Regions from separate parts of the Homo sapiens genome. Here region 1 is linked to region 2. Evidence: chromatin loops called from intact Hi-C (ENCODE). Cell type or tissue: Caco-2. All regions are shown on one strand.

Region 1 (8,000 bases), 920 kb after region 2:
ACATCCCCGGAGCCACAGGAGGGGAGGAAGGGGCTCTCCGGGCGTGCGCACCTCCCCAGCCGCCGCGCTGTCCCATCCCCGACCCCTAATCTGGTCAACCTGGACCCCGGCACTGCTGAATTGCATCCCCTCTTCTCCCTTTCTCCTCGGCCTCCTCCTTTCCACAACCCTCAAGATGAGGAGGCCCTGCCTCGACTCCCCGACAGGCGCAAGGCCGACCAGGCTCGCTTTGACGCCCTGGTCAGGCCCTGCTTCGGAGCTTGCAGTTTTGGGTTGACCCAAGTGCAGCTGGACCTCGTTCACAAGAGTGAGGGGAAGCCAAGAATGAACCCGTCGTTAGCCCCCGGTGCCCTGGCTCTTGTTTAAATCCTTAGATCGAGAAGGACTTGAAGGAGATCCCAGGCTCCCAGCTCTGCGCCCCTGGGCCAGTTTCCTCTCGGGACGCGGACTGAGGAGGGATGCAGGGGGAGGGGCATTGGGCCGGGCTTTCCAGCTGCAAACACGTCTGGCGCCGAGGCGGGCCCATTTTGTGCCTCCTGGGGACGGACCGTGGGCGGCGCGCAGCGGCGGGACGCGTTTTGGGGACGTGGTGGCCAGCGCCTTCCTGCAGACCCCACAGGGAAGTACTCCCTTTGACCTCCGGGGAGCTGCGACCAGGTTATACGTTGCTGGTGGAAAAGTGACAATTCTAGGAAAAGAGCTAAAAGCCGGATCGGTGACCGAAAGGTGTGGGTCTCAGGGTTCCCCGGGTCTAACTCGCCGGGTCCAACCGCAGCATCAGCCTTGGGGCGGCAGATAATCTTTCGGTCTCGCCTGGGGCGCAAGATGCAGGATCGGGGGCAAATGGCTTCTCCCAACTTCCCCCTAATTCGGGTTCTGCCAGATGGTTGTCGTTTGCTGAAGTGGCTCGGCGGCATTTCCTTTTGTTTTAAACTGATCAATGAGCGAACCTGGGATGGGCTGAAAAAGTAGATTGTAGGAGGGAATAATGGGAAACCCGACTTGGGGCGCCTCCTTCCCTGCCTCCTACTGCAGTTTCTCGGCCCCCGCGAAAGGGGAGCGACAAGCGCGGGTGGGCGCGGACTCTTGAGGGGGCAGAGGCGGCTATGGCGCGTGTCGGGCAAGGTGGCACCAGAAGGCACTTTTGTGTGTGTGTGTGACAAGAGTCTCGCTCTGTCGCCCAGGCTGAAGTGCAGTGGTGCGATCTCGGCTCACTGCAACCTCTGCCTCCCAGGTTCAAGCGATTCTCCTGCCTCAGCCTCCCGAGTAACTGGGATTACAGGTGCCCGCCACCACGCCAGGCTAATTTTTGTATTTTTAGTAGAGACGGGGTTTCACCATATTGGCCATGCTGGTCTCGAACTCCTGACCTCAGGTGATCCGCCCACCTCGGCCTCCCAAAGTGCTGGGATTTACAGGCGTAAGCCACCGCGCCCGGCCAGGAACGGTTCTTAAATGCCGAGAGGGCGCATGCTAGCTCTCCTCAGCATTCCCGGTGAGCCGCTACCCACGGCCGTGCGGCTCTCGTGCCCATAGGAGGCGCTGGCGAGCTCCTGTAACCCTAAACCCCTCGGCCCCTTTCCCCCCACCCGCCCGGATTCTCTTCCCGCTCTCCCCCCTCTCTCCACACCCGCCCGGCCCCCTCTCGGGTCTCAGTTGAAAACAATGCAAACGCAGAGCGTCGTGCCTGGGGCGCAGCGGCCTCTGCAGCTCTGAGGTTCAGAGCGCGGCGCGCAGGGGCGCAGGGGCGCAGGTCCCCGGAGCGGCTGGGCATCGCCGCCAACCCCGGGACAACCAAGCCGCCGAGGACTTGGTGGAGGTGGGAGGGAGAGCGGACCGCGCAGTGTTCCTCTGGGTCCCGGGGTCAGAAGCCGGACAGTGGCGGGGGCTGGACAGTCCGAGCGCAGAGCCTCCCGGGCGAAGTCTGCGCGCAGCACTCCCGGCTGCGCTGTCGGGGACCAGGAGCCTGGGCTGCGGGCGAGCTAGCTGGCGAGCCGGGTAAGATTCGCGGGGCTGTCGCGCCCTCTAGTGGGCTCCGGGGACGCATCCCGCTTTCCCCAGCCCCGGGCGGTCGGCGCCGCTATCTCAGTGGAGCGCAGCGCTGGAACCCCGGGGGCCCGGAGCGGAGGCTAATCTGGGTCACCTTTCCCCTCCTCCGGGCAGCCAGTGGACTCCTCGCAGGCTCTGTGTGGGCCCGGGAGGCGCCGGGTGGACGAGAGGGGGCCGAGGTCTCTGGGTTTGGATTGAGAATGGGACGTCCTTGTAATTCAATGTGGGAGAAGCAGGGGAGTGTGGAGGAGGACGGGTCCCGTGCGTTCTTGGGGGGCAGGCGCCGTCTTCTGCGTTCCAGCCCCTCGCCAGCTCCCTTGCCCCGCGGGCGGCCTGTTGCTGTTTGTTTGTTTTACGACCCTGCGTTATTGTGCAACGGTAACAGTCGTTTCCAATCAGCTGCGCGGCCGTCGCGGCCCTCGCCAGGCTGGTTTATGGGGGCGGCGGTGGCGCGCGGACAGATAGGACAGCGCGGCCCGGGAACGGCGTCGAGGTCCAGGCGGTCCCCCTGCCCCGAGGGGGCGGAAATGCTGAGGTGGCGAGAGCGTGGGTTGCACAGAACCCTAGTAGCGAGTCCGGCTGAGCCTCTGCGGCCTAGCCCAGCAGCGTCGTCTTCCCGGCTCCGAAGACGTCTTCCCGAAGCCCCGCTGCCCCGGCGCACCAGCTCCCGGTGATGGGGATGATGATGGGGATGATGGGGAGATGTCCCCGAATTCTCCTGGGGTCCCGAGGAGATTTAGCCATTTTCAACAGCAGTTTTCCTATTTCTGCTTAAACCCCGCGGGCTTTCAACTGAGGTCACCACGAAAGCTAAAAGTACAACCTAAGGAAGGAAGAGACTGGAAATTAACATTTGGGGTAGTGGAGCTCAGAATTCCTCGCAGCGGCGTCTGTGTCGCAACCCGTGGACGCACGTCCTTGGACCAACACTGCCATCTGCTGGCCACTCGTAAGAACTACTGCGACCCGCTGTGAGAATGGGCTTCGCGGAGACCATTAGGAAGGTGCTTTATTTTTTATTTTTTATTTATTTTTTGCTCAGTAGGACCGTAATAGGTGACTGATTTTCTTTTGCTGTGAGGCTACAAGAATTGCTGGAAGACAACATTTTTATTTCGTGGAAATTTGTGTTGTGTTTCTCCTTGGTTGTTAATGCTTTGCATTTACATAGTGAACATCTTATTATCAGAGCTGGCCTGTGAGGAGGGTAGTGGGGGGGCATTGATGTTCCCGTTTCTGAGTGAGGAGACCTATGTCGGGGCCTTGGTGACCTCAAGCCGAATGCTCAAACTGCTACTGCTACTCCTAAGGTTGTGCCATTAGGAGTCACACCCGTTTGGTGATATTCAAAAGGATATGTCATTTTATTCTCCCGTGGTTAAATATATGGTGAGAGGAGAGCAGGCATGTTTATGAGCCCAGATTGTCCCATAAAAGGCTCCTGTTTAAAAACACTCCAGCCCCCTCCCATTACTGGAATGTCTGATGGAGCTCCGGGAGATCAAAACAACAAAACAGGCTCTGGTAGGGTGCAGAGGTCCTGGTAAACACACCCTCTGCTGGAAAACAGGGAGAAGTTTCCACCAGTGTAGACCTGCACTTGGTTTGCCTGGGCTGAAGTTAGGAGACTGCGTAGAAAAAGGAAAATGTGTAATTTTCACAGTTAGAATTAACTTAGGAGAGCTGAAATTAACTGAGCCTCGGAAATCTGAATCTTGAAGTCACCAGTGGCTTTTGGGGCTGTGAGAGAGTCTCCTGTGGTCTTTAATCATGTGAGGGTGGGGTGAAATTCAATATTCAGTGGTTCTGCAATGGGATGCACTGTGCAATTGGTGATTGAGAAGCCAACTCTCTGGCTTTAGGAGAAGAATGTCTTGCTGTTAGTCCTTCTGGAAATAGAGCCTTGCATTGCCTACTGTCTGTTTACACTACCTTTGCACATTGCCTTTGGTTATAGAGTCATGTCCAATGGCTCTTTACTTCTGTTTGCAGGGCAGGAGATGGCACCCTGTTAAAGAGAAAGGATAGTAGCTGCAAAGTCATTTGTTTCTCTGTTTCTGTGACTGTATATATTGGCTCATCTTTGAATGGTCTTTATAGCCACACCAGGCTGGAGGTAACAGGGTCATGGGAGTGGACTGCTGGTGTGGGCTGAATCAGAGTTCAGATCCATGTCTCCAGGAGGTAGGAGGTGCAGGGCAAGTCATGTGGCTTCTGGGGCATCCCTCACTTTCTTAGTTAAGGAGAAGTTGAAGGAGCCGATCTAAAATATCTTGGGAGTCTGCAGAAAAAGTCGTGAAAATCAAAGCACTTTCAATTAAACTATATAATTTAGTCCTTACAAGAATGCCACAGGGCAAGCAACCAGTCAGGCCTTGGTAGTCGTGCTTCCTAGAAGAAAAGACTGAGGTTCAGAGAGTTGGATAGAGTATCAGATTTGGGATCAGTGGCTAGTCCAATGTGATTTCCATCCTTTCTTCTGAGAGAAAGCATAAGAAGGCCAAGAGGATGGTGGAAAAGCACAAGTCACCTGCCTGAGAGTCAACAGGGCGGGGGGTCTCTTTCTCAGTTTGTTCCTCTAAGTTATGGCAAATGTTTTTTGAGCTGTGATTATTGAGAATGGGGGCTGAAGTTCAACATGTAGTTGGCATGAGGGAAGTAATTATGATTGAAGAAAAGATTTGGGTGAAATCTAGTGTTCTTCCCTGCAAAGGGGGTTGTTCTCACGGATTCTTATGGTGCCATGTTTCTCAGAATTTGTAGTTTCAGTTACTTATATTTGCACACCTGACTTTAGATGAGCTCCAGAATAGCAGTTACTAATTAAGGATGAGCATTTAGAGTAGATAAAAGTGGCAGGAACAGCAAGACTCACTCCCAGAGAGCCTCACTACAGGTCTAATAGGTGAGGAAATTCCCCATGTTTCCCATTTTTCTTCATTACCTCCCTGTGGGGCAAGCACTGCCATTATTCATGAGTAAACTGTCTGAGTTATAGATAAGTAATGACATGAAACTTCACAAACACGCTGAGCACAGTGGCTCACGCCTGTAATCCCAGCACTTTGGGAAGCCGACGTGGGTGAATCACGAGGTCAGGAGTTCGAGATCAGCCTGACCAACATGGTGAAACCCTGTCTGTACTAAAAATACAAGAAATTAGCTGGCCATGATGGTGGGCACCTGTAATACCAGCTACTCGGGAGGCTGAGACAGGAGAATCGCTTGAACTTGGGAGGCAGAGGTTGCAATGAGCTGAGATCATGCCACTGCACTCCAGCCCAGGCGGCAGTGCAAGACTCCATCTAAAAAAAGAAAAAGAAAGAAAGAAAAAAGAAAAAAAGAAAGTTCACAAACAGGCCTGATTTCTACCCAGGGAACCACTGTTATCAGAGATTGGGGTTTGGAATCTTAAGCAACAAACACATGTTTATTCTCTTCCTTCCTGATGGCTTGCTCAGAGGACCTGTTTCCATTGCCCACTTTTTTTTTGAGACAGAATCTTGCTCTGTCACCCAGGCTGGAGTGCAGTGGCGAGATCCTGGCTCACTGCAACCTCTGCCTACTGGGTTGAAGCCATTCTCCTGCCTCAGCCTCCCGAGTAGCTGGGATTATAGGTACCTGCCGCCATGCCTGGCTAATTTTTTGTATTTTTAGTAGAGATGGGGTTTCATCATGTCGGCCAGGATGGTCTTGAACTCCTGACCTCAAGTGATCTGCCCACCTCAGCCTTCCAAAGTGTTGGGATTACAGATGTGAGCCACCACGCCCGGCCTCATTGGCCACTTTATATGTCAGTAAATAATCTTTCCTGGCAGAGGGTCCACTGTATCTGGAGGCACTGAAGGAAATCTGGGAGTGTCTGGCCAGGGCAAAGCACTGCTTAGAGCTTGCACAGGAAAAGCAGTGAGCCCTTCTTTTAAGCTGGAGAAAGCTTTAAAGATGCATCTTTGGCAAGTCTTGCCAAAGAAATATGGGTTCTAAATGTGATAAAACCAAAGACATCAAGCTGGCTCTGGAGGCCTTGTTTGAAGTTTGCTGAGTGGATTGTCAGTGGGAGGCTGATATTTATATGTACAAACACACAAGCATTACTGCTAATTGTGGTAAATCAGGCTGGCCAGCCTGGCTCTGGGGCCCACTGTGCCTGCCACCGCAGCAGTGTGGAAGCCTTGCATCCCAGGCACATGTCAGGATCCTCGGAGGCCATCAGCCAGCCAGCATTGTGTGAATTGCATTTGGGTTCACAGCACTGTAATTGTGTTTCTCCTGCTGTGGTGAGCAAAGGAGGAAAATGGAAGGAGGAGGTATAATTTGCCCTAGGAAATAGTCAGGCAAGTAGGTGGCACACAGGGGTGGGATATGGCTAAAACACTGACCTTCCCTTGAGAGAGACCATATGGTGAAGTGGAGAGGGCATGGCGTTTGTATCACACGACCTTGTGTTCAAATCCTGGCTCTGTCACTGGCTGTGTGACTTTGGGTCATTTGCAAAACCTCTCTGAGCCTCAACTGCCACTTCTTAAAATCAGCTCTAAGTAATCACAGGGTTATTCTTCACAAACACAGCATGCACATGCAAACTTTGGCTTAGTAAATAATGGTTTCTCCTTCTCTTACTTTGTTTTCTACATACCCCACTCCCCTTCCTGTGAGGAGCCTTCCACCTTTTTCTCTGTGTTCTCTTCCTCTCCCATTTTCCTGGTAGCATTCAATAAAACAGAAATCTGATTTCTGCAAAGTAGGCCACCTTACGGTAGAAATACATGATTAGGCCCCACCAAAAACTTTGATTAGGCTATTATCTTCTGGATCCTGGATCCCCTCCAACCAAACCAAACCCAACTAGGGCTAAACACAGCAATATATGAATACATTGAATTTCTCTCTCACTCTTTCTTTTTTTTAAACCAGTTTACTCAGGAATCACATGCACACATATTTTAGCTTCCAAAGCCAATGATGGAACAAATTGTGTCCCATTAGGCTCACTCCATTGTATGAGTTAGCATCAGAGGAGTTCATACCAGAGTGACTTCATCTTGAATAGGGCCTAGGTAAGAAGAGGATGAGACCTGCTGGGCTGCATTCCCAGGAGGTTACACATTTGTAGTCACAGGAGAGAAAGGAGTTGGTATAGGAGTTGATAGATACAGGTCATAAAGACCCCAGTGATAAAACAGGTTGCAGGCCAGGTTTGGTGGCTCATTCCTGTAATCATAGTACTTTGGGAGGCCAAGGCAGGAAGATTGCTTGAGCCCAGGATTTCAAGATGAGCCTGGACAACATAGTGAGACCTTGTCTCTACAAACAATAATTTTAAAAACATGAGCTGGGCATGATGGTGCAGGCCTATAGTCCCAGCTACTGGTCTGAGGGGCAGTTGGGTGGCAGGCTGAGATGGGAGGATGGAGGCTGCGGTGAGCTGAGATCAGGCCACTGCACTCCAGCCTGGGTGATGGAATAAGACCCTGTCTCAAAAATAGATAAATAAATAAATAAATAAGCCAGCAAAACCAGAATGCAGTGAAGAAGCTGGCCAAAACCCACCAAAACGAAGATGGTGATGAAAGTGACCTCTGGTCATCCCTACTGCTTATTACACACTAATTATAATGCATTAGCATGTTAAAAGACACTCCCACCAGTGCCATGGCAGTTTACAAATGCCATAGCAATGACCAGAGATACTCTATATGGTCTAAAAAGGGGAGGAACCCTCAGTCCTGGGAATTACCTGTCCCTTTCAGGGAAAACTCATGAATCTTCTACCGCTTGTTGAGCGTATAATCAAGAAATAACTATAGGTATACTCACTCAAGCAGCCATGCAGTTGCTGTGCCCATGGAGTAGCCACTCTTTTATTCTTTTACTTTCTTAATATATTTGCTGTCATTTTACTCTTTTGGCTTGCTCTTGAATTCCTTCCTGCATGAAGCCAAGAACCTTTG
Region 2 (8,000 bases):
GCCGAGGCGGGCGGATCACAAGGTCATGAGTTTGAGACCAGCCTGGCCAACATGGTGAAACCCTGTCTCTACTAGATAAAAATAAAAAAATTAGCCGGGCATGGTGGCATGGGCCTGTAATCCCAGCTACTCGGAAGGCTGAGGCAGGAGAATCGCTTGAACCCAGGCGGCGGAGGTTGCAGTGAGCCGAGATCACGCCACTGCACTCCAGCCTGGGCGACAGAGCAAGACTTCGTCTCAAAAAAAAAAAAAGAGAAGCACAGTACAGTACAGTGTTCAAAATAGGGGAAAAACAAGACAACATCTTTGTTCAGTTCTGGAATTCACATTTTAGGAGGAATGTTAACAAACTAGAGCTCTGCCAGTGACTTAAAACTAGAAGTAAAAAGTAGGAAAGGCTTGTCTTTTCCCAAATGGTTGAAAGAACTCATCGTATTTAATTAGGAAAAGAGAGAATGGTGGTGAGTTTATAGGGCTGACACTAAGATGTCCCAGAACTAGGAGAGCAAATTAAGAAGTATCACCTTGTAGTGGATCAGATTATCATCTAGAAATGTAACTCCAGAGATTTTTTCCATAAAAGTGTGACCACAGAGGATTAGGAATCCCAAATACAGTCAAGGGGATGTTGGCGGTGCAGGGAGGAGGAGTCAGGAGGAATGAACAGAGTCAGGAAAGAGGCAATGCAATGGAATTATAACCAGGCTGAACATGGAAAAACTATTTAGAATTCTGCTTAAAAAAAGACAGGGTTATCAGAAGGGAGATATTTAGCATAAAGCCTAGAAAAAGATGAGTGAAGTGGAAAGAATGAATTAGTACATTTCCGAGAAAGAAAGGAGAAATAATCTAACTTGATCTGTTTGCTTTGCATTCACTCTCATCAAATAACCTTATAATTTAGTTTCCCGTGCAGATGTTCCCATAGGCAGAGACTGTAACTATAGCTTACTCATTCCAGTTTGCTTGATAGTCATAACTTCCCTCTGCTCAGAGCTTTTATTCTCCTTCAAAAGTCCAGAAAATAGCTATTTCCCCTATTTTATGGACAAAGAAATTGAAGTTTGGCTAATAAGTGGCAGAACTGTGATTCACCCTCAGATATAATTGACTTTATACTCCATCACAATCAGAAGAGGCTAAAGTCACAGAAAACACAGAGAGACATATAAGAAAGTGGCAAAGTCTAGTAGTGAATGCTGCAAAGAGGTCGAGAAGGATGGTGACTGGCAAAAATGTCCTTATATTTAGTGGTCTGGGAGGCTTTCCAGTAAAAAAGTGTCATGAGCCAGACTGCACTACATTAGTAAGAAAATAATAAAGAAACAGAGGCATCAAGCATAGAACACTCTTTCAAGAACTCTGGCTACAAAGAAAAGACAGTATCATAAAGATATCTGTTTTACTTTGGCTCTAATATAATAGAATAGTTCTGTCACCCATTAAACACTGGGGAATATGTCCACTTTGTAGAGAACTATAGGACAGATATGTGAAGTTCCTCAACCACAATCATATTCCAGTGAAAGATTCTCTGTAAAATGTATCAGCGTTTGAGATGGGCATCATCTACTCATTTCTTCTGTGAGTGGCCATTTTAGACTTAAACAAATGGATTTCTAATGGTCTATTTGTTTTGTTACTTTCAGAATACATTTTTCATTATGAAAGCCAGTGGGAAAAATACAACTGCATTTCAGTGTTTTCAAAGTCACTTTTCTGGAACATATCTATTTAGTTAACTGACAATTTAATAACAAGCTCTCAGAAGGATGACATGTTTATATGTGCAATAATAAAATGAATTTTTCTCTGTCTTTTAGCAATTAAACATTTTTCCTTTAAGTAGATGATGTTTATTTCTCTTGGTGCTCATAACGTTTTAACATGAATTTACCTTGTACTGAGAAATTTTATATTTAAGATATGAGGTTTCAATCATGGGATCCCTCCCCATAAATTTAAATACAAGGGAATCGTGAGTCTATAATTAAAATCTGTTTAACATCTCAAAAATACTAGAAGCCTTTATCACAGTCAGAAAAATTTATACTTCAGTAGAAACTATAGCAAGGATGGGAGAATTGTGCATAGTTTAAAATATATGTTATAGTTTTAAATGCTATATGATAAGCTATATGATAGACAGTTTTCAAAAATCAATGTTTTATTATGTTTACAAGTTCCAGTTCTCTTCCTTACTGTTCATAGTTATGAATCTGTTTATATATGAAAATGAGACCCAAGAAATTCCGGCTAGTGATATGAAGCAAAAATGGGCAGCCATACTGTGTTATCTGTTACTAAAGAGTAGTGGGCACATGGTTGGAGTATGCTTTGAATCAATCTTTTTGGTCCTTCTTACAACAGAAGTTTGCTAACAATCCTCTGTTTTTTTCCTTCTTTCTTCCTCCCACTCTCACCCCAGCCCCTATCTAGAGTTGTGGAATAAAGCAAACAATTCTATCTTAAAAAAAATTTTTTTTTTTGATTGACAGAAAACTCAAACATTTAAATGTGAATTGCTTATGGGATTACCTGTCCTTTTTAAAAATTTGTGGCTCTGCTTATTTTTCAAAGATACGGCCCTTTAGAAAAGTAGTTTGTTGCTCTTTTAAGAGTCCTGAATCGAGCAATAGAAACTGATTTATGCTCTGTGATAGTATCATAATGTTGTATCACTGAAACACAATATAAATTAACCTTAGCATGAAGACCCTTTGTGCATTCCTACTTTCCTTGATTCACAATTTTTTTTTTTTAAACGGTGTCTCACTCTGTTGCCAGGCTGGAGTGCAGTGGCGCAATCTCAGCTCACTGGAACCTCTGCCTTCTGGGTTCAAGCTATTCTCCTGCCTCAGCCTCCTGAGTAGGTGGGACTACAGGTGCGCGCCACCACACCCAGCTAATTTTTGTATTTTTAGTAGAGACAGGGTTTCACCATATTGGCCAGGAGGGTCTCAGTCTCTTGATCTCGTGATCCGCCTGCCTCGGCCTCCCAAAGTGCTAGGATTATAGTCGAGAGCCACTGCGTCCGGCCGATTCACAATATTAATTAGTTCTTGTTTCAACATACTTAAGAATAAGACACTCAATGAGGTAAATACACTTGTTACTAATGTGTACCTAGGGCTATGGAAAGGAAAGGAGAGAAGGGGATGGGAGATGGAGGGACAGAAGGAAGGAAGAAAGGAGGAAGAAAGGAAAGACAATTAATAGTCAAGTGCCAGGATATCTCAGTGCAGCAAATTTGAGACCCACTCTAAGGGTGAGGGACCAGGCTAGGGCATGTCTGTCTGCTAAATTGTTTTTAGTATGACAGTTCATTTATTAATTCAAAACTAGTAAAAGAGCTCTCACCCTTCAAAACCACTTCCGGCATTGGCTGTACAAATTAGGATGATTTTATAAATAAAGTGCATATTACGTGGCATCAAAATTCTTGGATTTGAATTCCAGTCCTACCACTTATCAGATATATGGCCTTGGGCAACTTATTTTTCTGTTTCAGTTTCCCTACCTGCAAAATGGGATACTAATAGTACCTGTTTCATAGAATTACTCTAAGAATGAAATAAGATAACACATATAAACAGTCCAAAGACCTAGCATACTGTAAGTTCTCAATAATGGTTAGTTATTTCACTTTTCTTATCATCATTATGTTCCTTGCAGCCCTCAAATATAGTTACCTAATACACTAAAAGTCATATTCTTTTCATGTTATAACCCTGTAACATTTTTCTTCCTAGATTCATCCATATTCTGCTACTTTCAAATTTTGTTCTATTTCAACTTAGTTTGATTTTTGCCCCCATGTGTAATCAAGAACTTGGCCTATGAATCTCAGCAAAGAAAAATTTTCCCATCCAATAAAATGTACTAATATTTACTGAATACCTAAGAACAGATTATAAGAGAGAAACCTTATTTTTAAAAGAGAAAAATAAAATTTTGCAAACTTCCAGAAACAAATTCTACCTATTAACCAGATTCAATATCCATATTTAAATATTTCTGTATCAATAAAATTATTTAATATTTTTTAAAACAAAAAAATTAAAAGCCAAATTTTTTTTCTAAAATCAACGCATTACTTCTGTGGTTCTCTGACTTTTTGATCAAAAGAAAAAAAGCCATTTAAAACTTAAATTCCATTGCAATCATATTCATCTAATACCAAAGACAAAGATGGATGTGAAAAAAAACAAGAAATAGAAAAATTAGGTATGTAATTCCTGGTGAAGAAGAAATAACGCTGATGTGACTTGACAATTAGGACTCTAAGGGTGAGGGACTAGGCCAGACCATGTCTGACTGCTCAATTCTTTTCTCAGTACCATTTCAGTCACTAATTCGAAAGTAATAAGAGAACTTTTACCCACCATAAGTGGGGTAATAGGGGAAGAATGGGGGAAAAAAGGGAGTAGGGTTGGAATAGAATTAAGGAGAGGTAGTCCAGACCAATTTTGACAGTTCTAAAATAGATCAATAAGAAACTAAAATAATTATTCTTTGTAAGCAAAAACTCTCCTAGAGAGTTCCCAAAGCTGAGTCTAAGAAAAGTGGTCATTGCTGAGCCCAAGGGCAGCGTGCACATATTCCTTCCCTATTCTTTCAACAGTATACAAAAGTCGTTACTACTTTGGCCTAGATTCCATGTTGGCTAGCTTGGCCCACAATTCAGAACAGGTTTAAATAAGCTTCCTCAGAGGCTGCCTGTGTCCTAGGTTTAGGCTTACCCATACTCATCTTGATTGGCAGGTTTTCTCTGCTTGCCGCTTCCACTAGATGTCTCCGAACTTCCATCACTGCCTCTTTGTGCTTAGTGTTCAGTAAAGCTTCCCATAGGGCTTTGGCTGTGGTGTCACTGCAGGAAAATCACAAAAAGAGCTTTAGAATAAATTTCTACTGGATACTGGAAAGGGTTGAAAGCAAAATACTTTTTAAAATATATTTTTGAGCATTAATGTAGTCTTTCCTACTGATAGACTCTAAGTATTAGGATTAAATAAAGAATGTCTAATTCACATAATTGGCAGAAAATATTGAGAAATTAAGGAAACAATAAAATCAAGTGAAAAAAAGGGAAGAAAAGCTGTACTGTGTGATGAGAAGTGTGGGAAAACTATGTGATAAATTTTTTCAAAGATTTTGCACTTAAATCTTTCAGAATTCAACTCAACATCACTAGAGTAATATAAATGTTATATAAGCCAAAATTAAATGCAAGTCTCAAAATGATTTATCAGTGATTATAAGCACTATATCAATTCGAGATTAAATACTTGTCCAAGAAACAAAGCAATCAGCAATGAGCATTTCATTCAAAAATTACTCAACAGACTTCCTAATTAGTAGGCTTCCTACTAAATGAAAATCAGGAATTATGCTAAGTAGCCATGGCCTGAAGTATCCCACTTTGGGCCTTAGGTTGGAAGGATGGTACTTACTAAAACCTTTACAATTAACCGTTGATAACAGCACGAAGCACTGCATTATATGCAAGGTCTCATCTGGGCTCACTTCTCCAATAGCCCTCTGTCTCACCCAACATGCTATGTCCAAATTATAAATGAGGGCAGTGTTCTTTCCGGAAGATCTCTGCCATGTAGCCAAGTATACACATTTGTAGTAACGTTTTAAAAACTGAATACAAAGAAACAAGGATGACTTCTGTCCCTTTCTAAAGACTTTTTCCTCCAATTAAAGCCCTACTCACTCTCCTACTATCCACTTAGTAATAGTTCAAAAATAAATACATTTTTAATTTAGTTTTAAAGTTACATCTATTAAGATTTTAATTTAGTTTTAAAGTTATACCTAATAAGACATATCTTCCAAATTTGAATTGGATATTGAATAATAGAATGATGTATTTTTACACTGAGTTTAATGCCTGACACATTATAATCTTTCATTGAATAGTTTTTATTATCATGTATCTTTCCATAATGAACTAATATTACTGCTCAACATACTCCACTTGTTTTAATCTGATCAAATCTGTCATCATTATAACTCTGCATCTAATATTCTTAAGTTTAATTTAAGTAAGCAGGTAAACTACATGCCAAGCCCTGTATTTGGTTGGGATACAGATTTTTAAAAAGCTTTGAATGGCATAGTTTAGAAGACAAGGCAGATACAAAAGCAAATAAATTACTAAAAAAGTGTGGTAATAAAAGCCATGGTCAATGCTTGCATAGGTGTTTATGCAAGCATAATCCTAGCTGGGAGGATAGGGACTGAAGGAATGATTTCTACTGGAAATGATGAGCAAGTACAAAGATACATAAGCTCTAAAAGCAGCCTGGGAAGAAGTTAAAACTCAATCTGGGAAGGAAAATGGCAAAAAAAAAAAAAAAAAGCCTTCAAGAAAGATATAAAATCTTGGTTACAAAACAAGAGAAAGAAGGACATTTCAGAATGCAAAAAATCCTAGGAACATGACCCTGAGGAGCACTGTTCTGTTGCATGCCAAGGTGCACGGGGAGGGGCAGTGGAAGGAGAGCATAAAAGAAGGTGCAGCCACACTCTGGGGGTTCTGCATTCCTTGCCAAGTCATGTCAACTTTGATATGTAGGTGACAGGAAGCCAAGGAGCATGTGATTGATTTCACACTTTGAGAAGAACAGCATAGCTCAGCAGTTATGAATACAGTCTTTATCATAATTCAAAAGGAGGTCTGTTTGCTATGAGGCTTTCAGAAAGTTACTTAATTTCTCTAAAGCTCTGCAGGCAATTGAAGAACCATGGAAGAATTCTGAGCATGGGAGTTACAATCCCAGTTTCCCAAACTTATGCTTCATAATTGTTCTCTAGTCTCAACAATATCTCTCCACAAAACACAGGGATTTCTCACATAAGTCTCAACGCAACCCAGAACTTTCAGAGTAGAATGTCACTACCCTCCTCTTTTCCATGAGAATATGTATCTGGCTAATTCATCTCTAAAATCACAGTAAGTTAGGTAACGTTGTGGTTGCCCCATCAGATTGGTGTAGTGGTTTATGGACTCCGCAGTCAGATAAATCTGGGTTCGAACTCCAACCATGCTCCTCCTCACCCACTCCAAATACATGGCCTCCTAGACCATTCTTCTCCCGTATTCCAAGCAGAGGAACACTCTTTCTACAAATCTCTCTCTCCCTCCAGGTATCTGCTAAAACATCACCTTATCAGAGAGGTCTCCCCTTACTGCCCTGCTTAAAAAAGTGACATTGCCTATCACAGCATCTTATGCTAGCACTCTGTTGTCTACTTACTGGGCTTTACTGTTCTACATAATTCTAATTACCAGCTGACTTATTATGTTTCCATGTTTATTTGTTGTCTGTCTCTCTCATAAAAGGTGGGGTCCTTCTATGAAGGCAGGGACTTTGTTTTACTCATTGCTAATTCTTCACTACCTAGAACAGTGCAGATCTCTGGTGGGTACACTCAGTAAATACTGAATAAATGATACTTGTTAATTGTGTAACTGTGCACATAATTAATGCTCTCTTTTTGGTATCTGTGGAGTTGGAAGTTATAATAGTGAATTCACAGGATTGTTGTAGGATTAAATAATATAATTCATTTAAAGCACTTTCCTGATTCACAATAAATGTAAGTTGTGTGGTGGTGGTTGTAGTTGTTACTAGTATTACTGTTGTTATAAGTGGTATTGTCTTATATTCATGGTCTTTAATTCACTATGTTCAGGAGTTTGTGATATATTGGATGAATTCACTTACTTAATTACACTGAGTATGCTTATTCATACAATCTTGATTAGTGCAGATGTACTAAAGTCACTTGAAGCTTGTACTATCTGGCTCTTGTCTATTAAAATATTTTAGAAGAAATACAAAGTTTCCATGATCTCTAACAGTGATACATACTCAGGTCATGTTTTCTTAAAAATTGTTTTGCTGATATAAACAATTCTGGGCCGGGCGCAGTGGCTCACACCTGTAATTCCAGCATTTTGGGAGGCCAAGGCAGGCAGATCACAA

What was found. A loop is a pair of places that touch in the nucleus more often than their neighbours do. Peaks named below come from ENCODE experiments on the same cell type or tissue, not always from the same donor. Only the 100,000 strongest peaks of a DNase experiment are listed, where the experiment ranks them.
Region 1: it touches region 2 in a loop (23-fold over the local background); 11 of 110 quality-filtered maps call a loop at or near these places.

What each region holds. Positions count from the first base shown.
Region 1 is chr4:54,231,446-54,239,445 of GRCh38, forward strand. All of the region lies in intron 1 of PDGFRA (platelet derived growth factor receptor alpha), which reads left to right. Among named protein-coding and RNA genes, the nearest start is that of PDGFRA, 6.2 kb to the left of the region's middle. RefSeq lists enhancers at 1,878-2,428, 2,239-2,358, 2,866-2,915 and silencers at 1,909-2,018, 2,980-3,087. In Caco-2, CTCF peaks have their summits at 1,524, 1,732, 3,002 (motif pointing left) and 3,213; DNase peaks (open chromatin) are centred at 1,606, 1,966, 2,686, 2,956 and 1 weaker place; H3K4me3 peaks cover 2,875 bases.
Region 2 is chr4:53,308,894-53,316,893 of GRCh38, forward strand. It overlaps SCFD2 (sec1 family domain containing 2), which reads right to left. Exons shown (of 9, transcript NM_152540.4): 3 at 4,743-4,870. Among named protein-coding and RNA genes, the nearest start is that of SCFD2, 53 kb to the right of the region's middle. In Caco-2, no CTCF peak of the experiment used is centred here; a DNase peak (open chromatin) is centred at 4,798.